Linked DNA regions of Mus musculus: region 2 is linked to region 1. A link is a loop called in an ENCODE intact Hi-C map of the cell type or tissue named here. Cell type or tissue: left cerebral cortex. All regions are shown on one strand. Links, peaks and the distances in the headings refer to the core of each region. The heading gives the core; the rest is flanking DNA.

Region 1 (16,419 bases), core at 2,951-10,950:
AGAACATAGCCATGTTGAGGTGTATTTGGTCCCCTCTCTACACCTACACAATTCAGAATTCCATGATTTTGCTTATAGTGAGTTGGATCTTTCTACATCTATTAAGGGAAAAGTTAAAAAAAAAATCTCACATATGTGACTGCAGGTCAAACCAATCCATTGCAATACCTATATCCATCACTGAATCATTCTCTCTTTCTCTGTCTCTCTCTCTGTCTCTCTCTCCCTCTCTCTCTCTCTCTCTCTCTCTCTCTCACACACACACACACACACACACACACACACACACACTCGCATTCATCCACACATGTTGCTGTTGCTTATCTCTCTGTTTCTTTTTGTATCATGTATCTTTTTAAACATTTTTTTCTTCTTTGGTGTAACACATTTTCTAATAATAATAATCTCAGAAATGACATTTTCCTAGTTAGTTTCAGCTACAAACTTGACACAGCCAAAAGTTAATCTCAGTGAGTTTCAACTGAGGGATAGCCTGGGCCATGTTGTCCTATAGGCCTATCTGGAGGGCACTTTTTTAGATTTGATTGTTGATTGGTTGGTGTTGAGAGGGCCCAGGCCACTGCACCATTCCAAGGGAGATGGGTCTGGGTTGTACAAAACAGTTAGTGAGCAAGTCAGAAGAGCAAGCCAGTAAGCAGCATTCCTTCATGGCCTCTGTTTGATTTCCATTAGTGATGGAAGTATAAAATGAAATAAGTCCTTTTCTCCACAAGCTGTCTTTGGTCATGGTGGTTACCACAGCAATGGAAAAGCAAGCTGGAAGAGTCAACCCTCTGAATCCATATTCATCTGAGGATGTCCACCACTGTCTTGTGCTTCCTGTCAAATGCTAGTACATTGGGTAGAACACTCCAGTTTAAAGCATCTCCTTTAGGACCCTTAGGACCCTGCTACCTCTGTGCTCATGAGAAGTAGACAGCCTAGGTGGTATATCCTTTGTAGGCCTCATGGTCTGAAATTCAATAATGATGTGTGGGAGTGTGATATTTTGTTATGTTCTCATGCTTTTTTTTGTTAAGCACCATATGAGAACTTAGAAACAAAAGACACAGACACAGCCAGTGAATGGGGCTTGAGGATGCTTATGGAAGAATAGGAGGAAAGATGGTGGGCCCGGAAAAGGATCGAAACTCCACAGGGAGACCAACAGAGTCACCTAACCCAGACTCTTGGGCATCGCAGAGTCTGAATCACCAAACAAAGAACATACATGGGCTGGACCTAGGCCTCCCCACACATATGTAGCAGATGTGTAGCTTGACCTTCATGTGGTTCTCAAACAACTGGAGCAGGGGCTATCCCAAAAGCTGTTGCCTGTATGTAGGATATGTTCTTCTAGTTGGGCTGCCTTGTCTGGCCTCAATTGGAGAGGAAGCTCCTAGCCTTTCAGAGACTTGATGTACTAGGATGGAGGGATACCCACCTGCTCAGAGGAGAAGTGGATGGGGAATGGAGGCAGGATTATGGGAAGGAGTGATCAGGAGGGGGCCACTGAGTGGGATGTAAAGTGAATAAGTAAAAAAATAAAATAAAATAATAGACTCTGGGACAACTTATAGCATTTTATTTTACTCTTCCACATATTGTACAGATTTTCTATTAGAAGCATGTTGGAACTTTTAGATATACCTTCATGTTGCTTAACTTTTTCTGCTGTTCCAACAAAACAACAATAACAACCAATAAATGAACGAACAGCCTGGGCTTACTACTCTGTGGTAGGAACTGCCCATCCTTCCCTTCCATCAGTGACAGTGTAACACAGTGAAGAAGACCCTGAGTTCAAATCCTGACTCATCCTCTTATGATAACTGTGTTGCTCCAGGCAAAGCTAAAGTTTACTGTTCTTCTCTTGTAAGACAAATATCCTAATACTATTGACTATTTTGTTAGGTAATAAATATTAAATATATAAATACATGGATGTTCTCTTAGTTCATTTTGGCTACTAAAATAAAATGCCTCAGGTAATTTTATACACAACAGGAATGTATTGCTTAGGTTTAGAAGCTGGAGAGTCCTAGGTCAAGGCACTGACGCTTGAATCTGTTAACACAGATCCTCCAAGTGATGCCCCTTGTGTCCTTCCAGGGCACAGGGGCACTGCTGTCCCTCACAAGGGCACTGCTTCTTCATGCTGTCACTGTTGAACTCGGTCTTCAAGGTCTAATGTTAGGGGTTCCAGAAATACTCAGACCACAGCAAATGCTTAGAAGAATGTGTATGATTTATTATATTGATAATAAAACGGTTATCTTAATAACACAATTATATTTACAATCATTTTTTCAATCTACTATGCTTTTATTCCAATATATTCTCTTAAAAATATTTATAAGTTTGTGTGTGCACATGGATGTGTGGGTGTGCATGTATGTGTGTGTGTGTGTGCCCATGTGTGCATTCAAAAGCCAGAGGTCAACATTGGAGCATTTCTCGATTACTCTTCACCTTATTTTTTGAGGCAGGGTCTCTCCCTGATCCTGGCATTTGCTGAGTTAGCGAGACTACATGACCAGTCAGTCCCAGGAAGCCTCCTGCCTCCACTTCCCTAGTATTGGGATTACAGGTATATTGTTGCAGGAAACCTTTTTCACGCGTGTCCTGGGATTAAAATTCATGTTCTCAGGTTTATGCAGCAAGTACTTTACCAACTTGTCCATGTTCCTACACTCATAAAATGTGACTAACTAGTCCTCTAACTAGTTTTGAAAAAAAAAAGTTATATTTTCTGCATGCAAGTCCTGGATTATACCTCTAAGGATTTAAGTGTGCACATTATAAGCCTGTCTTGCTGTATTATTATCTTCGGTCTTGATTCAGTTTGCTAACTGATGCCAGGGTCTTTCTTCTCCAGTAATAGCTCCCGTGACCATTGGAGGAGTGCACTTGTCCGTGTGGGCCAACGCTGTGTTCAGAGCTCTCCTCTGTTCATCAGTGGTGCCATTCTGACTGAAGGTTTGCTTTAAGGAGTGTAGTAGGAGAACGGAGCAGCACTCAGAAGACACACACAGTGTTTGGGAGTGAGTTCCCATTTCTTCCCGTCATTGGGAATCAGCACCCAGGTACTAGCTTGCCTCATTGACCCTAGCATACATGTTCAGAGCTGGTGCCAGTGGAGGGGGGTGTGTGCTGCTGAGTCTCCTTATTCTGCATGTACTTTTTCATATCAGCTATCACTACATATCTAAAATAATCTTGTCACTGGCTGTTTATAAGCTTGTTTGTCTCTGTGAGGTGAGAGTTTTGTGTGACTCAGGCTCCTCAGGGCCTAGTACTGCTTTTATATAGAATGATCTACGTCGAATGAATCAATGAATCAATACAGTCCCTTGGTTACTCACCACAATAAACATGTCTGCTCATGCAGCTTCGGCCTGCCCAAATCTCACCCATACAGTTCCTTTGTTGTCATATTAAACGTCACATCCACTCTTACTGATTTAGACCATCTAGACAGTGCTCTGGATAAGTGGCCAGCTGATATTGCTTCTTTTAAGACCTTAATGTATGTTTAAAAATATTTTTTCCGAGGTAGACATGATGGCTCAGTACTTGGAAATTTCAAAGTCATCCCGAGCTATGTACCAAGTCAGGGGAAAACCTGGGCTACATTTGAACCCCTACACGTGTTACTTCTGATTTCTACATTGTGATTTGACTTGGCACATAGATTTGTTATTAAACAACACAGAACATAACAAGGAGAAGACACCTCTGGTTTCTCTCTTTTCTGAGTACTTTTAAAACACAAGAATGTTCCAAATATGTAAATGCACCAAGGACAATATTATCAATACCTATAACTAGCAGTCCATATTTAACTATTCCAACCCTGTAATGATATTTGCTTCAGCTTTTAAAAAACCGTAAGTTCTCACCGGGCTTCCTTGCCTTCCTTGTATCCTCTTCTTCGTCCTCCCTGGTCAGTTGCTGTGCACTTCCTGTCTGTGCCAGGCTTTCTGTTGTTGTTGCATGCTTAGAGTAGAGACAGCCAGCAGGCAGGTGTGTTTTCTTGGCTTTGAAGATATGCCTGAATGGTCTCTGCTTCCCCAGTCCTTCAGATCATGACAGGAGTAAAGCCTCATCTTGGTCGCATCCTGACTGCCTATGCTACTTGCTATTTGCCCTTTTTCCTGTCAGTTAACATCATGTATCTAAAATAATTTTAGTTGCTGACCTCTTGCCCCGCACTTCCTGTCTGCCCTTGTGAAGGCTGGGGTTCCTTGTTACCTGGGCTGTTCCATAACGAAGCAATAACCGACCAAAATGGTAGACCTTACTTTCATTATAGTGATTTTATATTGAATGTTTTCTTTTCTATAGGAGGAGGTATGTCTAGTGCTGTGGGGTACTCACCAGAGAAGACTTCTCAGACCAGACATGGGTTTAATCTAAAAGGAAGTCTTTATTAGCCAGCCAGCAACTATGCTAGGATCCCAGTGTAGCCCAGAGCCTTTCTCAGGGTGAGATTTTAAGCACAAAAACCATGCTCTAGGTTGACATACTTCAGTTAACAAGAACAGTTAGCCAGAAGCAGAGCCACAGAAGCCAAAAAGCAAGGCTAGTACATTTAGAGACTTTCTCAGAATTATGGTTTTTGATGGACTAGGCCTAGGCTTTAGTTTTAGAAGATGGTGTTGTCTCCATGCTGTTTTACAGCTGAGCGGTCCTTCCATCATGGAGTCAGTGGTGCTAAGTCCTTGGTGCCTACTAAGGACTGGGGCCCTAGTATGTCTAGACCTCTTTTTATAGTAGTGACTTATGTTTTCTTTTAAATTAAACACAAAGCAAAAACTGTTGATAAGAGTGCAGGATGGAAAGAAATCAGACTTCTGCTGGAACAGCTGAAATCTGAAATGTACTTGGCCTAAAGAAGAGAGTTTGATGTTCCTGAATAGGGCATGCAGAACTCTGCCTGATCTGCCCTCTGCCCTCTCCTGGTCCTAAGATTTCCCACCCTTGCCTGCCACTGCTTTCTACCCACTCCTCCCTCCCTCCCCAGGGTGCACTGTGTTGAACCCTCTTTGAAGCTATATCCATCCTTTCTGTCTGAGGTGGGGCTTCCTCAGCAGCAGTGGACTAGTCTGAACCTATTGTAAACCCCAAAGTAGAGTCTTGTGCTATTAGAGTTAGGGGAAAAGACCTTTTTGTGGTTTCACCTAAGTCTGTAGTACTTTTCTGTGAGCATGTTTATCTCCTATTTTCAAGTCTGAAGCTTTTAAAGGAGCCCTGCGTATGAATCTCAATACCCTAATCTGAAATTATTTTGCTTCATCTTGAGACATGTTAACCTGTTGTCTAGAGAAAGGGTGAGATAAGAAGGAGGAGGAGGAGGAGGAGGTGGAGGAGGAGGAGGAGGAGAGGAAGAAGAAGAAGAAGAAGAAGAAGAAGAAGAAGAAGAAGAAGAAGAAGAAGAAGAAGAAGAAGAAGAAGAAGAAGAAGAAGAAGAAGGGAAGAAGAAGGAGAAGGAGAAGATGATGATGACACACAAGGAAAAGTGTGGTGGAGGGAAAAGATGGCTTCTACTTGGTCCCTTCGTGGAGGCTTGTGGGTTCGGAACAGCATTCTAGTTTCATGGTATGGTTTAGAGAGCACATGACCCACCCCAATGAGTCCAAGACTAAACAGTCCAGCTAACACTAATTTCATTAGTGTTGGTCCGTTCATTCATTCTTTCAACTTGTTCTGAAGCTCATAATTAGTTTATTCTTCATGACTTTAAAAAGAAGTGGCAACAGCCCAAGTGTTGGTGTCCATGTGTAATCTGAGTACTTGGGTGGGCGGGGGGGGGGGGGTCATTTGCAGGACAATGAGGAGTTCAAGGCCATCCCCAGCTGCACAGTGAAGGGAAGACTTCCTTTAAGTACTTAAGATCTGTCTCATAACCATACCAAATCAAACAACCAATAAGATAAATCAAAAAGAACCTCTACTCCCCCCAAAAGAAAACAAAACAAAAAGTCAAATAAAAATCAACCCCCCCCAGTATGTTTAGCTTTTTATCTCAGTAGATGCTAGAGGAACACTCAGAACTATTGATGAGTTGAAGCCAGTGGGAAGAGTTCACTATAAATGTTTTCTTCCGACGTATTTTGCGTGGCCAAACTAGGAGACAGGCAAGGATGCGAGAGGGTTGGGGAAGTGACTTTACACTTTTGATAAAGAATGACGGGTTACCACTGCAAACACCCAGCTCTTGAGTGAAAAAGCGAGCGAAGTCAAATAGCTCGCGGGTCAGGGCTCACTATCCTAGAGCCAAACTTTCTCCATGAATCCAGGTAGGTCACCGCGGAAAAGCTACAAAGGAGGAAACACTGGGTTAGGTACTATGTTGCCCAATTAATGTCGGCCTTGGAGTCACCTGAATCCTTCGAGCTACTGCACCCAGGGAGCAAGCTTCTCTTTTCAATTCGGTCATTTCCGTGGGGAATTGCGGCACGCGCAGGTCTTGGGTGTGGCGATATCCAGACAGAGCTCACATCTCTCGGATTTCCAGCTTCTAGCAAACCTACTCAGCCTAGAGAACCACAGACGATTCGGGCCTGCCTTCCTGCAACCCAGTGGCCGCGAATGACCGTGACCCTGTGGCCACTGCTCAGCACCAAAGCCAGGCTGCCGGCTCGGCGCGTGTGAGCTTCTCCCCAACTCGCTCTGCGCGGGGAGGCGGATCCCCTTCCCTGCGCACAAGTCCTTATATGCACCGGTTGCACCGGCCCGCCTTTACTCCAGCCCCACAAATAATTAATGGGGGAGGGAGGACGCTGCTGCCTTTTCCCGCTGCCTCTCCCCACCACCCTTTTCACCATTAGAGTATCTGAACGCAGTCAAGAAACCCCAAGATACGATCGAAGAGCCATTTTGGTGCACTGCACAAATTGGACACATTAAAAATATATATTCAGCATTCAGGCTCCTGCACAGAGAGGCTCAAAAACGGCTGTTTAGATTCAGCACTATTAACCCTCAAAAGCTGGGGCGGAAAGGGTGCGTACCCCTCCCCCACCCTGGCTAGTGGCGGAGGGACCCGGTCAGGAAGCGCGGCCTCTCCCCAGTCGGAGACCACGCCTCTCCCCCCCCCCCCACTCCTCCCAGGAAGCGGTGATAGACAGTTCTGTGTGGTTCTCCACCCCCACCTCCCAGCTGAGTGGAGGAGTTGATATGTCTCATTATAACAGCCAATGCAGCCGCCATCCACGCACAAGCAAAGAAGCATGTCCCATTTAAATACACCCACGCAGCCCCAGCGCCCTTAGCCGATCAGGGCGCGCAGCCCACACGCACCGCGGCTCCGGGCTTGGAGATCCGCGCAGGTCGGGCTCCGGGATCCCGCGGATCGACGCTCTCGGAAGATCGGGATCGGACTCTTGCTGGGGCCCGGGTGGGCGGGGGAGGCTGGGCCCCGGGCCTCTCTGGCGGACAGCCGCATGAGGACGCGAGCGAAATAGACCGGGGTGGAATTGCCAAGGAAGACGCTTCGGGGTGGTTTTGGTCCATTTCTCCCGCGAAGAGTCGACATGGCGAGCGACTCCCCAGCTCGCAGCCTGGATGAAATCGATCTCTCCGCCCTGAGGGTGAGCAGAACGTGTTTTTTCCTTTTTTTCCAATGGTCTAGGGCTGAAAGAGGGAACGTTCCCTGCCTTTCTGTTCTAATTCCGGGGCAGCCGAGGGGTTCTAGGCTGAGCCCCTACCCCTACAGCAGGGGCTGGGCTCCCCTTGTGCTCCTAGGCTGTTCCCGAGGTTCCGCAAGGAAGCTGGTAGAGCTTGTCAGTTTCATCTTCGATCGGTGTAAGAGCATTACATGAAAGGCTGGTGTGTGTGTGTGTGTGTGTGTGTGTGTGTGTGTGTGTGTGTGTGTGTGTACCCGGGCAACCGTCTCGTGCCAAGGCGCGAGACCCGACTGCTCCTTGCTGCAAAAGATTCTCTTGGAGAAGAAAGGCACTGGCCCTTCACGTTTGCCAGCTACCTGCAAGATGCCATCGTGAGCTAGCTGTCTCTACCAGCGGACCCTGCTGCTCCAATGGAGCAGTAATTGCTGCTCTGGGCTGGTCTTGTAGGTGCTAACTGACTCCCTTCCCGGCTTCTGTCTCCGGTGCTGGGGCTCCGGCTCAGCTCTTCCCTATATGCCAGTGTGCACTCACCTTTATCTGTGGTTTGAACTCAGCCCTGCCTATTCCTTCCCTCGGTGACTGTGACCTTTCAGTTTTATGGCTGAACTTCAGCAGGTGAAAGAGAAGCTTAACCGCTTCTCCTCACCACACCGGAACTCCCTGGAGAGATTGTGTGTGCGTGTGTGCCTGTGTGCCTGTGTGCCTGTGTGTGTGTGTGTGTGTGTGTGTGTGTGTGTGTGTGTGTGTGTGTGTGTGTGTGTCCCAGGTCTGTGAACAGTCCTTTGTAAAACATATTCCCTTCCCCGAGCCCGGCCGCTTTGCCTTTACCTAATGAAACACCTCAGACGTCGTTCCATTGTATTGAATAAGACTTTAGTGATCTAGAATCCATTTTGCTGTTGTTTGAAAATCAGACTGCCAGGAATCCCATTGCAGCCTCGACGCTTCCCCACCCCCACCTCTAATCCCAGCACACTCCTTCGGGGAAGGGGGCCGAGCGCTCTTGCCATTTTAATTAGATGCTGCCTGCCAGGAAGGGGGTGAGGAGGGGTGGTGGCCTTGGCAGCAGCAGGCATCTGAGAAAGATTGGACACCAATCTCAGTTCCACTAGTTTCTTCCTCTCCCGAACTAAAAATAAAATAAACAGCAAATGCATATGCTTGATGCCTGGAGGGTAGGTGAGACCTAAGAGATGGTGTCTCATCTCATGTCACCCACCGCCAGTAGGGGTGGAAGTTCAGTGGTTCTCCGGAACACATTGTTAGATTGATGCTAGAATCTTGAGGCCGTTTACCTGTGTCTACTAAAGCCTTCCTGCCCTTACATTTCTCTACAAATATTTTAAGGGGCTAGATACCTGTCTGATGGAGGTGATACTTTTTCTTCAGGCTCCACGAGTCTCTTTTCTTCCCTCTCCTTGAATCCTTGCCCCTTCCCATATCTTTTGGTAGAGAGAGAGAGGTGACAATTCAGAGAGACAACTCGAAGGTTGAGGACTGACTGCCCTATGAAACGGCCTGTTGTGCTAGTGGGGCAGCAGAAGCTCATTCATGCATGATTACAGTAAGCTGTCTGTTTTTCTGGTGCCCAAAGGCCACATTCAGAACCAGTGAGTAGCTAAGTGTGGGGGTTGGGAGCAGAGTGGGTGCTTTAAACAAGCGCGGCTTCCTCTTCACCCATGGTGTGTGCTCTACTTCTGTCTGGGAGTTGCTATGGTGTGAGTTAATCAGGTGGACCAGACTTGGAGAAGGAGGAGTGGCTAAGAGGTGGAGGCCTGAACAATGAGGCAGCCTTGTGATATAGCTGAGCAGGAATCTTAGCATCCTTCTCCCTGATATGATTTTTAAGTTGGGGGGCTGGGAGGAGGGGACTAGCTCCTGTGGGCAAGGTTTTCTGAGATACCAAGCACAGAGCACCTTGATGCATACTTGAGGAAACTCCCGGGCTCTGCTATGTGTATGTGGAACAGATATCTTTGTATGATTTACTGAGATTGCTCTTTGTCACCCAAGAAGCCCAATGAATTCTCTGCCTGCACTGGTGTGTGCAAAGAGCTAGGATAACAGCTACTCCCAGTGTCTGGGGGAGCTATTGGCTGGAAGACTTACATGCAGATGGGCAGACAGTTGTACTCAGCAGGCCTGGGAGCGTCAGGCAGTCTTGTGGTAGGCTAGGTGTGCAGGTCCGTTTGTCTCCGAGGGCCAGTAGGTGATGCCCACAAATGGAAGCGTAGATGGTGGCTGCCTTCCCAGATTTGGAGAGGTTGGTTCCTAAGCTTGCAGAGAAGTCCTTCTGAGGAAACCCTGACCCTGAATTGCAGGCAAGGTCAGTGGTGCAGCCCTGTCAGCCCCTCGACATCCCTGTGGCTCTTTAATGTATACAATCAATGCTCTTTGTAAGCCCTGGGCTTGGTGGTTTAAAAGCAGATCCTGTCTAGAGAGGCCTTTCTCCTTCTGATTTTGGGGGCTTATTGTTCTCAGTCAGTGATCCCAGACTGGGCCTAGTCTGAAATTCTCCCCAATTGGAACAATGCATAATTCAAACCAGAGCAACCAGTACCAGCCCTGTCATTTAAGCCATGCAAAATATGGGTGGGATTTTGTTGTTGTGGTGGTGGTGGTAGTGGTGGTTTTGTTTTTGTTTTTGTTTTTGTTTTTGACTAAAATGAAGTGGGGTTTATGATTAGGAAATAATCAGAATTCCATGAGTCCTCATGGCAGGATTCATGAAGCTCAACTAAGTCTTGAATGTTAGGTAGGGGATGGTTTTATAGATGAGAGCTGGAAAAGAATCTTAGAACACTGGCCCATTCCTGTAGTGTGACACTCTGGAAGCTGAAACCCAGAGAGGTAAACTTTGCTGTCCAAGGTCACACAGCCAAGGGGGAAATAAAAGTAGCCAGAGGAAAGAATATGGTTCCGGACTCCTCAGTCTGCTCTCTAAGACACATCATTTGATCATTTGTAGCTGGAAATGAAGTCAGTGAGATGTTTTCTGCTAGTAGGGAGGGCAAGAGAAATTAATCATTTGACCAGGGGCATGGATTTTTTTGTCTTGAGAGTGGAAAACCTACTAGAAACAGTGAACTTACCAAATCAAATGACCAGAACTATCTGGCACCTTTGGAATGTATCTTGCCTAGCCTTCTTTCAGTCTCTTCTTCGAAGTCAAATAGACATCTAAATCAGATAGGACAGATGGTGTCCTGCGCTGATAACCTCTCTCAGTAACCCTTCTCCATCTGAACATGTCCCAAGGGGTCCGTCCAGACATGCACATTATTCAGATACCTCCGTGTGTGAGGTTTCTGATGTCCATGCATGCTTTTTAAAATTGCTGGAGTTGCGGATATTACATGTAGTATTACAGCGGATATTACATGTAGTATTACAGCGGATATTACATGTAGTATTACAGCAGATATTATATGTAGTATTACAGACTAAGTTCTCTCCATGTGGGTGTATGAAAATGTGTATGCACGCACCCAGGCTACTGCAAACAATCTTCTTATTCAGACCTGGGCTTGAGTCATGCCTGCTTCAGACCTCGCTGTATTAAAAGATGAAATTATCCACCATGATGCTGCATTGCCTATGAGGTGAGCTCAGCACAGACAGCCTTCTGAAGAGGATCGTGTTTCTCAACACTGGCTCTGCTCAGCCTGGCCCAAGGCGTCGGGCACTCAAGGTCAGGGGTTCTGACCTCAGACTTTCAGCTTGGGGCAGGACTCAGACAAAATTAGATGACTTACACCGCCTTCACCTCCACCCCCATGCCTTTCTGGACCTAGCCATCAATCTCTTCTTCCCGCACCCCCTGCTCCTGACCTATGTGTGTGTAGTTTGCATATGTAAATTGGTACACACAGGTGTTTAGCTGACATGTTTGTGTATGTGCATGCGAATGTGGAAACCAGAGGTCAACGTCATGTTCCTTTCTCTAGTTCTCTGTACCTCAATTTTGTTTTTATTTATTTTTATTTTTTATGTGTTTGGGTATTTTAAAAATTCACGCATGCCTGTGCGCCACAGCATCCTTGGAGACTGCAGAGGCCAAAAGTGGATGTCTGATCCCTTGGAACTGGAGTTACAAATGGTTGTGAGCTGCCACAGGAGTGTAGGGAATCGAACCCAGGTCATCGGGAAGGGCAGCTACCTCTCCACTTTACTTCTTGAGACAGGTTCTCTCACGAACCCTGCATCCCACTGACTGAGCAAGACTAGCTTGCTTCTAAGCCTCAGGAATCTTCCTGTTTCCACTCCTATCTCCTTACAGTCACTGCCACATACAGATTTTTCCATGTATGGCTGCTGGGGACGGAAACCCAGGTTCTCACGCCTGTGCAGCAAGTGCTTTGCCAACTGAGCCGTCGACTTCTCCATCAAAACCCAGACGGAAGAATTATTTTCATCTGGAAAGCGTACCTCTTGACTGCACTTTGTGTGTTTGTGCTGCCAGGGCTGGGGCCAAGAGCTTTTCTTTTCGCCTCCTTACAAGTTCGTTAAGGGCCACAGTGTCCTTTGAATCTAGCTATCTCATTAGTTGAACAAGCGATTGGATGAGTGAATGAAGTAATGAATGAGCATATGCATGAATGAATGCGTTAGTGAATGAAGTGGAATGGTCCCGAGCTCCTGGGCTTCCTGTACATAGCCTATTAGTTCTGTCTGTGACACAGGGCATGCCTGAGTGTCAGCAGCACAAAGGTGGAATGGCAACTGCTTGTCTTCATCATCCTGGATCCTAAAATCAAAGGCTTTACTGCACAGCACTTATGTCATCACAAGACAGCGTACACGTATGTCAGTAGATAGAATTTTATGGGAAACCCACCAGCGTTTGATTTCAGGGACTGAACCTTGTGGAAAGTGCTGAAGGACAAGTTTGTGTGTGTGCGTGTGTGTGTGCGTGTGCGTGTGCGTGTGCGTGTGTGTGTGTGTGTGTGTGTTTATCTGTTTTTGTTTTTTTGAGACAGATTGTTAAGATGTAGCCTAGGACTGTGTGAAACTCCCCGTGTAGCCTGGACTGGCCTTGTATTCTGAATAGCTCTGCCTTCGCCTCCTCAGTGCTGGGATGGCAGGTGTGTGCCACGGAGTCTAGTTCAGAAGGCACATCTTTCTGAGTGTGTGAGTGTGCACATGTGTCTGCATGTGGAGGCCAGAGGTGGGTTTCAGGTTTCTTTGCTCTTCATGGAGCATGCCTCTTTGCAATAGCACTGAAACAGACTTTCTCATGTGCTCATTCGACCTTGTACACTTTCGTGGGTCCTCAGTGGAGCTTGGTTCTAGGATAGACTCCCATGACAGAGGAGCAAGGCTCATTGCGAAGCCTTTTAAAGGTTACGGTTTCTAGACTAGTATCAATCAACAGCTTTATTCATTAAGGCAATTTTTCTTTCTTGTCTTTACTTCTCTTCTGTATAGATGGCCCATTATTCAAATGCAAACACTTTTATTACATCGTGTCTGTTCTTTTTTTTTCTTTCATTTTTTTTTCAAAGGGGATGAGAAAGGAGTGGACACTTACAATGATACACTAATATCTCAGTGCTAAAACCTGGTCAGAGGTCCCTTGGGTCTTAAAGAATTCTTGAAACATTATTAATTCATTACCCCAGAGCACTTAATTAAATTTGGTCTAAAATGAGATTTTAGTAAAGTTGCACGGATTGATGACAGCATCTTAAAATGGCAGGAGCACAGCTGTCTTCCTCTGGATGCATTTGTTGCTTTTCCAAGACCTTGAACGGGTTTTTAGGATTTGTCATTGTTTTTCAATGACATGACCTCCCACTAAGATAGGATGCACCCATAGCTATCAGAGCATCAGTGCTATAGGCAAAGGCATTTTTAGTGTTCATTATTAACTGGAGTAATCTTTAATACAAAGTCTAATACAACTCTTAGTTCGCTGTTTGCATAATTATGTGCTTAGGAGATCATGGGATATTTCATTGATGAAAGAATTTCAAATGCATTTTCTTCATCAAAGTAATACACACACACACTCACACACATGCACACACACACACCGTCTCTCTTATCTCTAAGGCTCATGGAAAGCTTATATTCTGGGTTTTGTCCCTTTTTTCTACTCTAGAATTAGTCTATACTCCCTGCTTTGATGCCACTCCTCTTTCAGTGAGAATGGTCCCTTGGGGCTGCTGTCATTGAATCCTGGCAACCATGCCCAGTTGAGTGCAGTCATCTTCTATGCTGACAGCATTTGGGAGAGCTGGAGTCTGAGAGATGTTTCAAAGTCACATTACTGCTCCCATCTTGGGGGCACGGTGTAGTTTTCTTAGGGGTGGGGTGTAGTTCTCTTAGAAGGAAAGCTAGTTTGTTACCACCCTGCTGAGGGTGTCCAGCAAATCCCCAGGATGTTTTGTGAATTAAATGTTCTTCTGTGCATATAAATGTGAGGTTCCTATGGGAACGATAAGGACCTCCCGGGTGGTTTTCCCCATTCTGATGGTGAGGGTTTTTTTTGTTTTTGCTGTTTTGTTTTTGTTTTTCTTCAGAAAGAGAAATTTCCCTTACCTCTTCCTACTTGCCCAGACTGAGTCTAGTTGTCCCAAGGAGATACCCTGAGTCCTGAAAATACACCCTCCTCCACTCCAAGCATAAATTTTCCTTCTGAATGTCTTCTATATGCACCACCACGTCTCCACTCCTCTCTGTAGCTGCTGTGATGACAGCCACCTCCCATATCTTCCCAAGGAGCTTTCCCTGTCCCAGCCTTATCTGGGCAGCCGCATAAGTATTTTTCAAACCCATTTTCTTTCTGGTCGTTTCTTTGTACCAAGCCTTCCTTGACTCCCTAGCCTAAGGGCCAAAGCCTACACTTTAGCAAGTGTCTAAGCTAGTTGCTATGCAGCTGCATCTCCCAGCATGCTCTTTACCATTAATGGTTGCCACTGCCCCAAAGAGCCTTTCTCCCACCTGATGAAATATGCTCTTTAGGACACACCCTACCCTTCTTTAGGTCCTTAGTTTCCCAATGACAAACATACACAGGTTAGTTACGGTTTACAAACAATTGTCCTTGCTTTTTCTGGGATGGGGTTTCTCTCTGGCACTTACAGATCTGACCTGGTACCTCTCTGGTGGTACTCGCTACAGTCTTAGATTGAATCTGCTAGATAGCAAGCTTCCGGAAAACAATGCCTATGATTATTCTTCTGGGGATCTCCTCCAGGGTCGTCCACACAGCAATGAATACGCTCTACATGGACAAATATACAACGGACAGTCCTTTTAGAGGGTCTGAGGGTGATGCTGCCTACAGAGGTGATAGAAACTCCAGAAACAGCCCCGTCCTGGTCATAGCACAGTCTCGGGGAACACACACTTCATTATGTTCTGTAGGTGACAAGACTCGAGGGGATGTCCCTTACGGAGAGTATACCTGTTACAAACAGCATGATTTCAAAAACACCGACCATGAGAAGTACAGTGCTGTGTTCTGTGCAGGAGAGACCTTGTTTCTACAATTTCTCTATCATTTCTCCACAGTCTGTCTTGAGAGATTTCATATTTTCAGTATTAGAATCTAAAGGCTGGTGTGTGTGTCTGTGTGTGTGTGTGTGTGTTGCGTACATACATACATATACAAGCACATGCATGCTTACATGCAAGATGTTTCAGTCTTTTGAAAAATAATAAAGGTAGGAAGGGTTATACTTCTATGAACCTGAGGGGAGATGACCTTGAATTTTTATCCTGACACAGATAGCAATGGGTGGAAGGCTTCTGACAGATGATGGGAGCTCTGTGCTGGTTGATTTCTGTGAACTTGACACAAATCTAGATATATCTGGGAGTTATAACTGGGAAGAAGAAATCCTTGTTGAGAAAATGCCTCCATAAGATTGCCTGTAGGCAAGTCTGTAGGGCATTTTCTTGACTTACAATTTACGTGGGAGGTCCCAGCTTGCTTGGGGGAATGCTACCCCAGGGCCAGTGGTCCTGGATGGTATAGGAAAGCAGGCCAAACAGGCGTTGGAGCAAGCCACAAAGCAGTGTTCTTTATGGCCTCTGCTTCAAGTATTGCCTTGGCTTCCCCCAGTGAACTCAGATTATGTAAGTCAAAGAAACCCTTTCCTCCCTAAAGCTGATTTTGGTTATGGCCTTTGTCGTAGCAATGGAAAGCAAAGCAAGGCAGACTCATGGTACCATACTGGAGCATCTTTGTGGCAATGTCTTTTGCAGATAGAGCAATCTCAGTAAGCAAGGCAAAAGCAACAGTCTTTGATGGCATAGTCTTGGATGTAATTTATCACTTCCTGCTATCTGGTCTGTAATTCAGGTTAGCCCTAGTCAGTGGGGAAGGGCATCACACAGAATCATGCTGCCAGAGACAAGCATCAGCAAGTGCCCTCCAGAGGCTGCCTGCCACACACACATACAGAGGTTGTCTTTGATGCATTATCTCTTCAGATTGTGAGAGCAATACACTGCCCAAGGGGCAGGTCTTTGCTACACATCTTTAAGTCTCCCACCCTTGGACTATTTAACCCAGGCTTTTATTGTCTTTAAAACAATTATTACTATTTTTGACTTAAAAAAAATGTGCACCCCCTCCCCCATCTGAAGCTTTGCTTTTAATGAGATCTTCCTGTATGTTTACCATTATTCCTGGTATTTAAAGCAGTGCCTGATGCATGGAGCATGATAAATACCCCTTAAGTAAATATCAGCAAAGTCCATGAAGTCATTATGAATGTGCAAAGGATCACATGTAATGCTTCACACATTGAGAAAATTGCTGTGCCTGTTGCTGATA
Region 2 (16,419 bases), core at 4,961-12,960, 87 kb before region 1:
AGATCTCATGTATCAGAGAATCGCAGGCCGGCCCAAACCTGCTTATATTGCTGGAGATGTCCTTGAACTTCTCATCCTCCTGCCTCCACCTCCTAAGAACTAGGATTATAAATATGTGCTACCACACCCCATTTATGGAGTGTTAGGGGTGAAACCCAATGATTCGTGCAAACTCGGCAGATATTCTACCAACTGAATCACCCAACCAGCTCCAAATGTCTCTACAAATAGTTTCAATAACCCCAGTCCCTGAGTGCGTATGGGAAGGGCTGAGATAGTCATCTCGAGCTCCATGTGAAATGTCTCACCAATAGATCCGAGTAAGAAAACAGTGGGCACATTGGGAAAGAAATGAAGTTGCAGTGTCCTGGCTCATGAACTCAGCTTTTGTACTGGCCACTAAAGCCAGGGCTGTGTGCAGGCGAACCCCCAGCTCAACTGCTGCTGAGCTGGAGCCTCAACACAGCCAGTGAGCTTTACTTATGAGAGAGTGCCCACCTCCAGGGTGGTAAAATTATGCTCAGGATTTCAATGTGACCGCAGTTCTATCCCTCTAGGAAGAAGTGAGGAGGGAGCACAGGGCCTGCCTTTTTGTTCTTTACTCAATGAGTTCTCAAAAAATTGTATCAAGAAAGAGAGCCAAGAGTCCGTAGCACAAGGCACGTGGGCCTGGCTGAGCAGCTAGGACACGAATTGCTACTATCTGCCACCTGACCTCCTGCACAGTCACTCCCTGTCTTTGCAGGTGGCGGAGCTGTTTTTCCCAGGACATATGGAAGCTGAGCTTGGATCCTAAGTTTTGTCTTAAAAGGAAGAGTGAAGCTGTGTGAGAGCATGGGCTGGGGAACCATGAAATCCCACTGTGGGTTCTAGAGAACTGCTCACTGGTCAATGTTCTTCCCTGCAAGGGGAAGAGCTTGAAAGACTGCTCTGGCCTCCTGGAGCCCTCTCTGCAGTGGAAACAAATCGCCTCTGAAAATACAATGCCATGTTGCTTTTAAAAAGTGGTATTTAAGCAGCATGGAAGTAGCCTAGGAGAAATTCATGCAAAATCCATTCAGGCCTATAATTTACATCTGCTGCCTGAGTTGGAACACCTCCCTTCCATAACTGGAAATCTATGGGCCTAATTCTGGGATGACTGGAAGGAGGTTTATGTCTCAGCGTGTAGCTGAGCAATCTGTCACTGGGAGGGTAAAGCTGTAACCCCCAGTATAAGAAGCTGGGCCCTAGTGTTAAAATAGAAAGATAGAAAGATGGAAACACAGAAAGAAGGGAGAGGGTGGGGCGGGGTTGGGAGTACACACTTAAAAATCCACACTCAAGGACTTATGTTTGCTTGCAGGTCCAGAGGCTTGAGCCTGCCCTCTGCCCAAATCTGCAGTCTTTCCCACTCACCATGGTCTGCGATTAATTTAGTGCCCAAGAACCTCGAGTTGCTCCTGTGTTGAAGGTGAGCACCCTGATGTAAAGTTTGATATGTCACCAAGTCACTAGATCCACACTGACCTGCAGTGGGCTTTGCTGTTTCCCATGAGTGTTCTGGGCTCAATGTAGATTTTGTTTTGTTTGAAGATTTTCGTTTCTATGTGTTTTTGTTTCTATGTGTGTGGGTTCCATGTGCGTGCATGCATATGGGAGCTAGAGTTACAGGTGGTTGTGAGCCATTCAACATGGGTGCTTAGAACCAAACTTAGGCCCATGGCAAGGAGGAAGGAAGGGACTCTGATGTCCACTTGGTCTGGCCTTTAGTGCTGAAGAGCAAGAAGAACAAGAACAAGAAGAGATACCGAAATGTCTGTATTATATTGAAAAGGAGAGGGTGGGGCAGGGTTGGGAGCACACACTTAAAATCCATACTCAAGGACTTATGTTTGCTCCTGGGGGAGGGAGGGTAAGCCAGCTCCTCAGCTGGAAAGTTCAGGGCAGAGAGCAGAGTATGTATGCCCTGTAACAGGTAGGGCCTGAGGGATGCCCAGAGAACCTGGCGGCCAAGTTCACTTTGGTATGTAAACTATGCACCTCAGTTATTTGTCCCAGGTCTGAATCTCACCACAGGCTATTCCAACATTAGCTCTCCCCAAGCTGCCTATAGGTACCAGGATTTTATGTAAAGCATAAATCGTTCTCCTCAGACTGAAATACTCCTACTCCGTTATGGCTTAATGCTTTGCCTTTTTAGTTCTGTGACCTTGAGTAGCCCACTTCATTTTTCTGGGCTACAGTTTTCCCTGTATAAAAAGGTATGGCTTCTGTTCTAGAGTATAGGGCTCAGAATAAACAGATTGTCATTTGTTGTTGTTTTGGGTCATTCTAGGGACACATGTGTCACAAGACATTAGTCCTATATACTCAAAGAACGCACAAAATATTTCAGCACAGAGAAATGAGAAAAACAGCTATTTCCGCAAATCTTTCCTTTGTTAAAAAATTTTAAAATGTATTACATAAGTTTTCTTTCAACATAACAAATATATCGAAACTAATTTTTTTCTTTTAAAGGTGGCCATGTGGTCCATGCCTATAATCCTAGCCTTCTGAAGGAGGATCAGAGTTCAAGGTCATTTTGGCTACACAGTGAGTCTGAGGCTAATCTGGGCTACATAAGGCCCTGTCTTAAAGAACAAAAGGCCCAAAAGTGATTTAGGGCTTGTGAGAAAGAAATCAGGAGTCTGGAAAAATGGCTCCCTCTGACACATCACACATACTGTGAACACAGAAATGGGATGAAGGAAGGATGAAGGAAGGAAGAAGGGAAAGAAGGGAGAGAAGGGAGGAAGGAAGGGAAGAAAGAAAGAAATGAAGGAGGAAGATAGGGAGGGAGGAAGAGAGGAATGAGAGAGGGAGGAAGGAAGAGGAGAGGGAAGGAGGGAAGAGGGAGGGAGGAATGAAGGAGGGAGGGAGGAAAGGAGAGAGGGAGAGAGGGAGGGAGAAAAGTGTCCTATCAAGGAGGTTTGGGGAAGCCATTCTTCCAGAAGATCAGAATGGAGAGCCCCACCTGCACCCCAGCCCACCTGCTGGGATAGGCCCAGAGGGAGGTGCTGAGGCCTGAGACAGCCAATGAGAGATACTTATTGTCAAGCAACAATCTCCTGTTAGTTTTTTCTGCACCATCAGAATGCAGGGGACCAGGGAAACCCCCGAGAGGGATACCTCTGGGTGCCGCTGTTACAGACAAGGACTTTTAACTATCCTTGAGGTAAACAAAAGGGATCCCTTAGAGAACAGAACACCCTGAGGACCTGGGATGCAGTTCCATTGGTAGGGTGCCTGCCTAGTGTACAAAGCCCCTAGTGGATGAGTCCTAGCACTCCATAGCCTGGACTTGATGCCAAAGGCCTGGAATCCCAGCAGGAGGCAGGAGGATCGGAAGTCCATCTTCATCTATTTAGCAAGTTCCAGGTCAGCCTAATTCCTGGAGATCCTGTTTCAAAAACGGGAGAAGAGAGGGGGATGATATGACCGAGTCTGGCTTTGTGGATGGTCCAGAGGCAGGGCAAGGCCAGAGGAGGAGCTGCTCCTGGGGACAATCCCTAGGCCTGACCCCAGCCTCACTGCTAGCCTTCTGACTGAAGCTCCAGCTCCTCGTCTGTCCAATAGGAGAAGCCATGCAGCCAGCCAGCCAGGCAAGCGGGAGGGTCTGAGGCAGTGGCAGCAGTGGACCAGGTAAACTACATTTCTTAAGTCAGCAATTCTAGCTTTTCTCCGCTCCCCCTGACCCCGCCTTTTGCCCTTCATTTAAAGGAAACATTTCTGAACGTTCCACCAGCTTCTAAAACAACCGACATTTGTTCCCACGTAGATCCCAACTGAAGGAGGGGAGGGAAGGGGGAAGGATGGAGCTGTTTTTCTTTGACTGAAGGTCAGACCCTATACTCCTCTTACCCTCCCTGATTTCCCTCTGACTCATCTTTGGGCCTGAGGCATATCACAAGCTTCCTGTCTCCTTTTCCTTACCTGGAAAAAAAAAGGTTTTATTTCATCGGCTTCCACCTGCCTTTCTGTGCCTACTGTTTTGAGACTGTGTTCTACTTCCTCTAAATTACCTTTTCACGGGGAGTTTTAGTGTTTTCTAGAAGCAGGGAACGGACCAAGTGTTCTTTGAGTGATTCCAGCAGAGAACCGCACCAGAGAGCAGCAGGTCTCAGGCCACGTGATTATCGCCCCCTGGGGGCTGTTGGCAACGTCTAGACATTTTTGGATTATGCAATCACCGGAAGAGGAAGTGTAATAAGCAGAAAAGAGAGCTATTGCCAAATACCTACCATGCATAGGACAGTGCCTGCCACAAGAAACAATATCTGGTTTACACAGCCACTTCCCTTGTCTTCGGATGAATGGAACGCTGCTCTTTCTGCTAACCCGTGACAACGTCTGACTTGGGGAGCCCACAGCAGGAAAACCTCATCCCATTCTCTTCAAGGCTCCCTCCACCATCCCCCCTGCAGCAAACTGAGGGGAAGGGGTATCTGATTTCCAAGCTCGTTTTGCAGGGTGGGGAATTCAAGTTCCCAAGACACAGGCTCAACCTGAGATGGTCCTCCCTATAGGAGTACCTGCCTTCCGCGTCCCTCGTGGATGGTGCGACACCAGACTTATCTGGTTAAAGAGAAATGCTTCCTTGCTGCCTTCTTTGCTGGGGACAAGCCCCAGACAGTTGCACTGGTAAAAACCTCAGGACCAGACCCAAAGCCTCAAGGTCCACAGACAACGATGCTAATAGGTTGGAAATAGGCACAAAAGTCCAAACAGGAAGCTTTCTATCCTCCCCCTGACTCCTCCTCCCTCTGGGTTCAGGTATCTGTTCCTTTCCCTCTTCCGGACACTGTCCCAGCTAGCAGGAAGTTGCCAGGAAAGCGAATCTTACTATGTTCTTTGAGACTGAACGTGCTGATGTTTGTAACGAGCTATGGAGAGAAAATGATTAATCCAAAGTCATGACCACCCCTGGGGGTCTTCGTTGTCCCCAAGGGGCTGACAAACCAGATGGTGACTGAGGTGACCACTTCACTCTCACGGAAGGGTTAGTGTAGGGAAGGAGCCAAACTCACCATGTATGGCTACACAGTGCTCCATGGGGCTCAGTAGACCCTGGTATGCTTTTTTGTCTTTTCTTTCTTTCTTTCTTTCTTTCTTTCTTTCTTTCTTTCTTTCTTTCTTTCTTTCTTTCTTTTGGACAGATGATTATGTTTGTCACTGAGAGTGACCTTGAACTGGTTCTCATACTGCTAGTCTCACAGGGACGTGCCACCTCTCTGCAGAGCTGCTGGTGAAAGCCAGCGCTAGCCCGACACTCCACTGCTCAGCCCGCATCGTCAACCCTGTACAGTACACTGTCACAGCAACCTAAACAGGGTAAGATGGCAAGAAGAAAAAAATGTCACAAAAGCTAAACAAAACCAAACAGAAAATAGGAAGAGTGACATCTCCGTGAGTTTTATTTGTTTGTTTAGTCTAAGTCTCACATGGTCCAGGCTGTCTTGAATTCACTCGGAGAACTGATGGTTGACTTTGAACTTTGGTCCTCTTACCTTCAGCTCAGCAGATGTTGGCATTATCAATCCTTCCTTACCTTCTATCAATTAAAAAGTTCTTATAAATATCATATACATTTCCATATTTCATTTTATGTGCATCTTGGCATACAACCAAGTACTTTCTATGGGTTTCCACGACTGTTCCTCACAACCCTATGCAGTGGTAATTATTATCCAGATATTAATATAAAATAATATGTGAGGAATAATAAATATAACCTGCAATGATTGGAGACTTCGAGGAATTAGTCAGTAGTACAACAGGCAGAGATAGGATTTGATCCTGACGATAGCTGTGATTACAAAGTTACACCATAATGTTTTGTGTTCAGGAAATAAATCTCTGAGCCTCTTTGCTCCAGGCATCTCAAATAATGCCGGTTCAAAGAACAAGAAGAGTGTTCTTGGACTCAGTGGCTTCCTCTGCTGCTTCTGTTCGGCCCCGTAGTTACAAAGGTGGCCACAGGAGACCTGCAGAAGCGGGACTTCACGTTCAGTCCACAGAACAGCCACGTCGTCATTGCTGAGACCAGCGGTTCTCAACCTGTGGGCCTCAGCCCCTTTAGGGGCAAATGACCCTTTCACAGGGGTTGCCTAAGATAATCAGAAAACATAGATACTTACATTTCAATTTATAATAGAAGCAAAACTATAGCAGTGAAGTAGTAATAAAACATTTATAGAGGCAGGCAGATGTCTGAGTTCGAGGCCAGCCTGGTCTACAAAGTGAGTTCCAGGACAGCCAGGGCTATACAAAGAAACCCTGTCTCGAAAAAAAAAATTATGATTGGGGGTCTCCATAACATGAGGAACTATATTAAGTTGTCTCAGCATTAGGAAGGTAGAGAACTGTCATAGACACCCAATAGAGTCTAGTCTTTTCTTTTCCCTCCTCCTTCCCTACCTCTTTGAGACAAAGCTGCCTGCAGCCCAGAATGGCCTGAGAATCACATATAGCCAGGGTAAACTTTAAACCTTTCTTGCCCGTTCCTCTCAAGTCCTGGGATTACAGACATGTGCCACCATACTCAATCTATTCAGTGCTGGGTTACAAATCTTGTCTCCTAGAATCCTAGGGAGGAACTAGGAGCTACTAAGTGAGCTGCCTCTCCAGTCCAGAAATCCAATTTCTTAAAATATCACAGCCTGTGTTATGACAAAGCCTCCAGGTGGTTTTAATGCACTAAAGCTTAAGAATCAGTGACCTGGGAATGTCATTGCCGCGTGGCCATAAGTGTGAAGCAGGGACTGAAAGGGTAGAGGAAGCAATAATTACAACCATTGCAATTGAATCGGAGGCTACTTTTCTTGTTTTTTAACTGCCACTATCTGAGACACCTGGGGCAAAACGGCTCAGTTATTTACTGTACACAGAACGGTGTGAAGGACCTAGGAGAGTCTACATCTAATTAGCTGTGAAACTGCATATTTTGTCTTTGATTTTCAATGGACCCATCTCTGTCGTGTCTGCCCTGTGCCAGGACCCTCCCTGTCTCTCTTCCAGCTCCCATCATCCTCCATACCACATTAACTCTTTGCTTTGATGGTTTCTATTGTGTAGCTTCTGGAACAGACCTCAACTCCTTAAGTTGACATTTAAGAACCCTGAAAATATTGTGCCCTGACTATTTTCTTTCTTTTCCTTTCTTTCTTTCCTTTTCTTTGCTTCCTCTCTTTCTTTCCCTTTCTTTCTTTCTTTCTTTCTTTCTTTCTTTCTTTCTTTCTTTCTTTCTTTCTTTCTTTTCTTCCTTCCTTCCTTCCTTCCTTCCTTCCCTCCCTCCCTCCCTCCCTCCCTCCCTCCCTTCTTTCTTTCTTTCTTTCTTTCTTTCTTTCTTTCTTTTCTTCCTTCCTTCCTTCCTTCCTTCTTTCCTCCTCCTTCCTTCCTTCCTTCCTTCCTTCCTTCTTTTCTCCTCCTTCCTTTCTTTCTTTCTTTCTTTCTTTCTTTCTTTCTTTCTTTCTTTCTTTCTTTCTTTCTTTCTTTCCTCCCTCCTTCCTTCCTTCCTTCCTTCCTTCCTTCCTTCCTTCCCTTCTTTCCATCCTTCCTTCCTTCCTTCCTTCCTTCCTTCTTTCCTCCCCCTTCCTTCCTTTCTTTTTTGATAAGGTGCTTTGGAATTACTTATGTAGCTGAGGGTGACCTTGAACTTCTGAAGCCTCTACTTTCTGGGTGCTGAGATTCCAGGTCTTAACTCCATGTCCAATTGGTGCTTGGGGACTGAAGCCACGACTCTGTGCATGCTGGGTAGGCACTCTCCCACCTGACCGCTAACCCAGCCTTGAGCCTTTCTTATTCTTACCTTTGAGCACCTGAAACCAGATCATTGAGTTTGCCACAGACTCAGTGTTCTCACTCCACCAGTTGTTTATACAGTTTTCTCTAGCGAGGATTACTTCATGCTAGTCCTTCCACATTTACAAAGTCTGCCTCCCATATCATCTGCTTCACAGTCTCTCTTGATCCTTCTAACTACAGATTTGTACAGGATTCGTCTTTAATTATATGCTTGTGAACACGCTTTCTATGTTTCCCTACTAGATTTGGGGAAGACAGATATTTGTCCATTTTTATTGTTGCATTTTTCTATAGAGCTCCACATTGTGATGAAGCTTGATAAATGGTGTGTGTGTGTGTGTGTGTGTGTGTGTGTGTGTGTGTATGTGTGTGTGGTGTTTGCCTGTACATGTTTGTGAGTGCATATATATATATATGCATGTGCACCTGTAAAGGTCAGAGGTTGATTTGGGGTGTCCTTCTCAGTTACTGTCTACCTTGTTTTTTGAGACAGGGTCTTTCACTTATTAGGGCAGACTGACTGGCCTACAAGCCCTAAAAAACCCTCTTGCCTCCTCCTCCTCCTCTCCACTGCCGGGAGAGCAAGCATGTGTTTGCACATGGGAGCTGGAGGTCTGAACTCAGATTCTCATGCATGCAGACAGACATTATACTGAGCCTTCTCACTACCCCTAACATATAGTTGTTGAATTAATGAATACACAAATGCTGTGTGTGCACGCCCACGCACGTGAATGCATGTACACACACAGAGACACACAGACACACATACACACATACACGCAGACGAAAGACTTTCCTTCTCTTGTTTTCCTAAATGTTCCCATCAAAATCAAGGATATTGTTTTTCTCTAACAAATTTCTGTCTATTTAATTCTTCTCAAAACAAGGCCATTGCTATAGTACAAAGTTATCAGCAGCAAGGGCATCAGCCGAACCAGATTAAGTGTTCCCACAGTATCTGCTCCTTCATAGCAATGTAGAAGGAACTTAAACATTGTTGCTAACCTCGGTGAAGAGCAGAACAGAAAGGCGAGGCCGAGGCCAAGCAACTTAAAACAGAACCAACTCTCCAGGGCATGCTCATCCGAGCCCTAATGGTCTCTAGTTAAAATTGCTGGTCTGGCTTACATCCAAAGATGAGGGAGAGAGGGAAAGAGAGAGAGAGGGAGAGAGGGAGAGAGGGGGTGAGGGAGAGAGGGAGAGACAAGGAGGGACGGGGTTTGAGATTCTTCCCAGACAGCGTTAAAGCAGGATTTAGGGAAACACTCTCTGCTTCATCTCAAAACTGTCATTCGTCCGATTTTCCTCACAGGCTAAAAAGAGAAAAGAGGAGCAAGGGACATTGTCAGCCCTCAGCCATCCAGCGCTGAGCAGAAAGCAAAGTAGAGGCCTGAGTTTCCCTTTCAGCAGGGAGCCAGTTGCCATGGTGAGGCAGAAGCCTTCTCCAGACTCCAAGAGCAGAGTGGTTCTGATTGGTTCCAATAGGCCTGGCACTCCAGGATTAGAGCTGCAGTCTATCCAGTCACAGGCTCCAGGCATCCAGCTCCAAGGGCGGTCGGGCGGGGCCGTGCCTCCTCCGCCTCAACAGTTGTCTCCCAGGTAGAGATTCCAGTCTCCGCAGCACTTCAGTTTTCTGAGGGTAGTGGCCTTTTCTGTGGACCTCCAGGGGGCGGGAGGAAGAATGGAGAAATGGCCTAGCGCACCAGGCAAGACGCTGGCCCCCTTCTGCCTCTTTCCCTGTCAGTGTGTAGGGTCCTCAGATCTGGATTTGGCTTTTATGTTCGCTGGCTTTGAGGAATGCCTCTCACAGCGACCTTCTTCCATTCTAGGCGTATTTTCTGCCACATAAAGGTTCTCATAGGAAGCACATGGGTTTCCTACATCCATAGTCTATCCATGGACATAATGAAAGCTTTTATTTTTAAGGATTTGTTGTCTTGTTGTTTCAGTAGCAGTGATGTCTAGGGCCTTAGACATGCTATGCAACACTCTAACATTGGGTAACCCTCAGTCTGTACAGGAATTTTCCTTGAGGGATATGTGTGTGTGTGTGTGTGTGTGTGTGTGTGTGTGTGTGTGTGTGTATGTATATATATCATATATTATAGTATACATTATAATATGTACACACATACATATATAAAATATTTCCATATAATATATGTATATGTATAAAATACAAAATATACGATTATTTTATGTATTATATGTGTATATAATAATATGTATATGTTATATACATAACATAAAATACATATATATTGTATACTATATACACATACAAATGTATATATTTAGAAGTGTTTGGTTGTTTTGCTTGCATTAATGACTATGTACCATGTATGTGCCTGGTAAACTCAAAGGTCATAAGAGGGTCCCTAGAACTGAAGTCGCAGAAGGCTGCTAGTCACCATGCAGATGCCTGGAATCAAACCCAGATCCTTAGGAAGAGGAGCAAGTGCTCTTTTAACTGCTGAGGCATCTCTCCAGGCCCTACCTTGGACATTTTGGAAAGGTGTTAGGAAACATTGCTTGGCAAAAAGTGCAATTGTTTCTCATAAAATGATCAAGCCAGTCACAATCCAGCAAATACAGGGGAGGTAGGTCCTGCTAGCTGATTAACCATTGACAGTTAGTGGCTTTTAGCAGAGGGAGGACAAATTTGTTTTTCTCTGTTTGATTGTTTGTTTGTTTGTTTTTAGAGATGGGGTCCCTGATAGATTGCCCATGCTCCTGCAGACAGCCTCATACCCGTGCACATACTGGCATCACTAATTACTCCGTGGGTTAAAAGAAACTCGGGCTTGATGCTTGGAACATGGTGAGAGCATATGGGGGGAACTGAAGAGGTGCAGCGGGAGGTGGATACGATCAAAACATATTTATACATGTATAAAATACATGTCTCAAATAGTAAATAAAAGATATAGTTCTTAAAGTAGTGTGTGTTGGAGTTAGTGTCACTGTGAAGCAGTCATCTTGCTGTGTCAAGATGTCTTCTTTTAGTAGGCCAGATATCTAATAATGCAGAAAGATGATCAATATAGATTAAGTATAAAACACTGATTACAAAATAATTAACATTGTAATATAAATACTTATCCCCAGTGATAAGTGAAAAAAGAATGGAGAGAATAAATGTTAATAGAAATAATGGTTACTCTGGAAAGTACATAGTGTTTGCTTGCTTGCTTGCTTTTTTTTTATCCCTTCAAACTCATCCCTGTAAGTACTATGCTTTCTATGTTATTTGTCTTGGCAATAAGAAAAGACAACCAAAGCATACTTTCAAATTTCTAGATAAGTCAAGTTCAGGGGTAGGTCCTGGGGACAGGAAGTTTGACTTTCATTCATCAGGAATATAGATCGGTGCATCTAGGGCTCCTGGTATAAAGCATGATGTAATACAAGGAGAGTGGGCCGAGGCTGCTGGGACTTGACCTGAGTCTGAGTCATATGTGATAGCTGAGATCATAAATTACGAGCATCAGTGGCCCTTGCTCCGAGGATTAGGAGAAGCATCAGAGGAGTTCACAGGCAGTCCTGGGCTTTCTCTGTGTTCTCCTTCCCTGGAGGAGTGAGCAATGTGCCTCTGGCAGAGAACCAGTCTAAAATGCCGCAGCTCTATCTCTGCAGGGACGACCACTGCCTTCTGCAAATGCCAGTTACTGTGTAGTGCGGTACACTCTGCTTCACCCATACTCCCAGCACCTTGAGATCCAGGCACGGTGTTTGTCAAGTTCAAATGAAACTTGGACAAATGGCTGAGGTGCTTGTTGGCATACCAAAGCACATGGTGGCCTCTAGGCTCTCTTAGAAAGTACTTGTTACAGAGAAATCCTGGCTAGCATTCCCTCCTCCCTATTTTAAGTCTCTCCAGCTCTGAGACTGCTTTCTTTCCCCCAGCTTCTGTTTCCTATTAAACAAACAAACAAACAAACACAAAAAGTCCTGCCATTTTGGGCCATGAACTCTCTCTCTCTCTCTCTCTCTCTCTCTCTCTCTCTCTCTCTCTCTCCCTCCCTCCCTCCCTCCCTCCTTCCTGTGTCCCTCCCTCCTTCCCTGTTCTCTTGGTCTTTAGCTCCTCTCTTGGTCCACTTGCCCTCTCTCCTCTTCCCTGTCTCTTTTCTCTTCCTCTCTCACAGACCACCCTCCCTCCTCATGGCCTGCTTCTATCTGAACGCTTTATGCTTTCAGATGCCCCTGGCTGCACCTTCCTCATATCTACAATAAAATTCTTTTCCTCATCTACACCTTGCCGTGGTCTTCTCCTCATTTCATTCAGTGTTGAACACGTGTAATCCCCAAACTGAGGAGGCAGAGGCAGGAGCATTGTTGAGAGATCCTATTTGAAACACAACCAAACTCTCTACGTGTAGCTAAGTGGTAGGACACTTGCGTAGCATGCACCATGTGCTGGGATTGAGAGCACCAGCAGTGAGCAAGAAAGAAGAAAAGAGAGAGAAAGAAAACAAGGGAGAGAAAAGAGAGAGAGGAGGGGAAACTTCTACCATACAGGCTATAGCACACACCATAGAAATGCTTTCCTAAAGCCTCCTTCTCTGTACTGAAGAACTCGGGAATCCACAACCCAGTCATCAAGGGGCTCACTGAAATCCTCGAACATCAGAACAATGAAGGGTCAGCCATACCCGCTCTGGCAAGATGAGGCACAGTTTGTGTGGAAGACCAGATAATCACTGGGCAAATTGGGAAGCATGGGAAGAAGTGAGGGAGTCGTCTGGTCCCCAAAGCGATAAAGGAGATGGTAGAATATGTTCCCCAGAATTAGGGCACATCGGCTCATACAAATTATTCATAATGAAGTTGACCCACTCTAAATATAAACTCCCTTCTTAAAAAAGCTCCAAGTAAAACTTTGATGCAGTGTCTTAAAAAAAAATTGATCTCTAGGGACAGGAACTGGTCGATAGCGTTTTACAGACTAACTCCAATGGGTGGCCAAAGTCGAAATCCACTGGCCTGGATTCGCAGTAGACACTGATGCAGGCTGGCACTGTGCTTGCAGCACGTCTGCCAGTGGGAAACTAAACTGTGGCTCCTGTTAGCCTTGGAGACTAGCTCTTCTTAGACTCTGTAAGATGTTAAAAGTAAATTTTGTTTGCACAGTTACTTAAAATTTTATTTAAATAATCACACCCAAGGACCCTTGGTCAACACAAAGTGTAGCTGAACCCCAAGTTCCCTTCTCTAGAACTTTACCGACTTCCCCAATAATGTTTGAGATCATTAATCATCACTTCTTTCGCCAGGCCTGTCCAGACATTTGGCACTTTGTTACCATTCCAAATATCCCATCAGGTCACAAGCTATTTCCTCTGTCCCTTTCTCTAGGGGTATGTAATCTTACCCACTCAAGATGACCTCATTTAATTCTGGGGGTGACGTAGATCTATGTGTAACCCACATCTGACACCACCTTCCTATCTGACGTCTAGGCAGACACTGCCTCTGCTATGGGATACCTCATGGTGCATTAGTCAGCACCTGAACAAAACAACTTAAAGGAAGAAAGATTTATTTTGGCACACAGAGGTTTCGGTCCACCACGGCAGAGAGGGTGTGTCAAGTGCCACTGACATCTTAATGGCTAGGAAGCAGAGAGAGAAAATCTTTCCAATTCCCCCAGAAGGGATAGCCTGCAGGTAGCCCTAACCTGATAAGCATTGCCAGGCCTCCCAAGGCTTTCATTTTAAATCTGAGTGGAAACCTCAATGATCCTGCAACTTCTACATTGCCTATGTTCCAAAATCGTCATCCCATGGATGAAGCTGAGCTCTCCGCTAAGATCTGGCAGTGCCTGGGAGTTTGTCACATGTGGAGGTAGCCAAAGAATTATGGTATGTGAGAAGATGAAAGTCATCTCTCTTGCCTTGAGGTAATTCAGACTGATTTGTGACGATGCTGACACACGATTTTACCCCAGTGCCATCTGTTTTGCTGGGCTCCACCTGAATTTTCACTCTTACAAAGGCCTTGTGCCTCCTCTGTCTTGGTTCTCAATTGTCTTACTGGAGTCTTGATTATTGAGTTATTTATGGCTCCCTTTAGAGATATCAACTAAAATGTGTTCCTTTTCCTCCCTTAATAATCTGGCAATGGTTAAAATGTTGCCAGGTGACCCCTCTTTCTAAACTACAATTGTTCTGGGGGTTCTAGGAATGATATACCCATTCCTCCTTCCTTTGGGGCTGGAGATATTAACTAGATATCTTCTTCTAGCTCTAGTCCCTCAGTGCTGTCGCTTGGGCTCTCTTGTTGTCTTAGCGTTACAGCACATTTCCGAGAGTTTCAGATGGGTAGGAACTAAGGAAATCAGAGATGAAGGCAGGGAGGGGAAGCAGGAGGGAGGGGGCAGAGGGAGAAGAGGAAAGGAAGTGCTGGGCTATGAAATGAGTGTCCCCATAGGCTCCTCAACCAGCTGTACCTCAGCTCAGAAGGCAGGGCCTTGATGGAGGGAAGACATCAGAGAGTGGGCTTTGAGGATTTATAGCCTGGTTCTACTTCCAGGGCACTCAGCTGCTTCCCAGTGCAGATGAAATGCTTTAAACAGAACCTTCTTTTATTTATTTTTTTTTTAAGTAGTTCTCTGCCCCCCACCCACCCCCATAGTATTTTATCACAGCAACAGAAACGAAACTAATACAGGAAGGCCGGTGAGACGGCTGCAAAAGTATGCCTACCCAACTTGGGCATCACTCAAAGCCAGGACTGTAGATCTTTGAATGAAGGCAAGGAATTCAACAGATTCAACAGAGCAGCTAAGGCTGGAGGCTTGCTCAGGTCTCACACTCCAGTAAAGAATCCACTTGATGGCACAGTCTGCAATTTTGAAGTTTTATTCCAGTGAAACATGACTTACTACCTCTTTAAAGCAAGTATCTCTTGGTGGTTGCTAAGAAGGTAAGAGACAGAATGTATTTGATTTGCATATTCAAGTTGGTGAATAAGTTAAGGGGTGTTCAAGGGCATGTTGCCAGAGATCTAATCTCAAGCATGTGTCATAGGATTAGAATATTTTTCTCTCCGGATTCATAGGTTTGTGTGTTCTTTCACCTTATACAGCAGTATAGAAAGCTATTAGTATTTGAACTCTAGCTAATTAAAATTTGGTTTTAGTGACAACAGGATCTGGTAAATCAAAATTCTTTCACGTCTATATCAGCAAGGCTTTCAAGCGTTTGTGCCCCAGAGCTTCTGTGTAGCTACTATGTGTTTAATTTTGACAAATCTCTTGTTCCCCCAGGTCCTGGAGGAACTGGGTGCTAACAGTTTTGAACCCCGTCATTTGTCTGGTTGAAAATGTTCTCATAATTGAGCGCTGATACCCAGTCACTGCGACTTTGTCTTTCATTTTCTCTACCTTTCTCTCTCAGCCTAAATGCTCAGCACTACAATTACTCCAGGAAAAGATACTGCTTCTGATGCGAGTTCTAATCCGATATCCTAATGACGGTTACACAGCATATGCACAAAAGTTTGCATGCCTGTGTGTGTGCGTGTGTGTGTGTGTGTGTGTGTGTGTGTGTGTGTGTGTTTTCTGTGAATGCGCATACATATCAAATCTAGAGGGCAAATTTGAGTGGTGTACCTCAGGCACTGTCCAACTTGGTTTTTGCTCATTTGTTTTTAATATTTTTTAAAGATGTATTTACTTTTTTTGTTTTTTATTTTTATGTGTGGGGTGAATAAATGCCATATGTTCAGGTGGCCACAGATGTCAGAAGAGGGTATTGGATGCTCTGAGCTAGGCTTATAAGCAATTGTGAGTTGCCTGACATGGATGCTGAACTCTGGTCCTTTGCAAGAGCGAGCCATGTTCATAACTGCTAAGCCATTCCTGTCTCTCACTAGCCTGAAATTCATTAAGTAGCCTAGACTGGCTGGGCAAGTGATCGGCTCGGCCTGTCTTTGTTTCCCCAGCACTGGAATTACAAGCTTGTGTCACCATGTTTCAGTTGTGTTTAAACAGATTCTGGAATCCAAGTCAGGACTTCATCCTTTCGAGGCAAGCTATCTCCCCAGCTCATTAAAGGAAGGGCTTACTTTGGGTTGACAGTCCCAAGGTTTAAACAGCCATCACTATCATAGTGGAAGAGGAGGCAGCAGGTGGCCATAATGGCTGCCACAGAAGCCAAGAGCTCCCATCTTGAACCACAGACAGGAAGCAGAGAGGGTGATCTTGTTATATGACTGTCTTTTGGAACCTCAAAGTCTGACCCCCCCAGTGACACACTTCCTTCAGCAAGGCCATACCTCCAAAGCTTCCCCGAAGAGCCACCAATGGTGAACAAGTATTCAAATGCCCTGACAGTTTTGTCCAAACTACTTCAGCTCTCATATTGAAGAACACTTGTTCTAAATGGTGCTGCCGAGTCTCTTTAACTAACACCCAAGGCTGTTTAGTATGCATTTCTTGTTTATTTATTTTTAACAATGAAAAGACTTGGCAGTTCTGACTTTCTTAGCATGGAACTTCCTCCCACAGAAACTCCTTATCAATGCAGGGCAAAACCTTGGGGTGTGAGGAACGGATTGCAGCTTTTTCGAAGAATACTTTAAAATCCA

What was found. Peaks named below come from ENCODE experiments on the same cell type or tissue, not always from the same donor. Only the 100,000 strongest peaks of a DNase experiment are listed, where the experiment ranks them.
Region 2: a loop joins it to region 1, with 7 times the contacts of the local background. A loop is called at or near these places in 13 of 42 quality-filtered maps.

The regions. Positions count from the first base shown.
Region 1 is chr3:28,256,105-28,272,523 of GRCm38, forward strand. It overlaps Tnik (TRAF2 and NCK interacting kinase), which reads left to right and starts at 7,110. Exons shown (of 33, transcript NM_026910.1): 1 at 7,110-7,595. The coding sequence starts at 7,539. In left cerebral cortex, for the core only: no CTCF peak of the experiment used is centred there; DNase peaks (open chromatin) are centred at 6,713, 7,202, 7,807, 8,091 and 3 more places; H3K4me3 peaks cover 4,146 bases; H3K27ac peaks cover 3,780 bases.
Region 2 is chr3:28,167,226-28,183,644 of GRCm38, forward strand. Gm42196 (a long non-coding RNA gene) reads left to right here and starts at 9,287. Exons shown (of 3, transcript XR_880709.1): 1 at 9,287-9,429; 2 at 10,533-10,651. In left cerebral cortex, for the core only: a CTCF peak has its summit at 9,484 (motif pointing right); DNase peaks (open chromatin) are centred at 8,553, 9,319, 11,558 and 12,831; H3K4me3 peaks cover 949 bases; H3K27ac peaks cover 1,451 bases.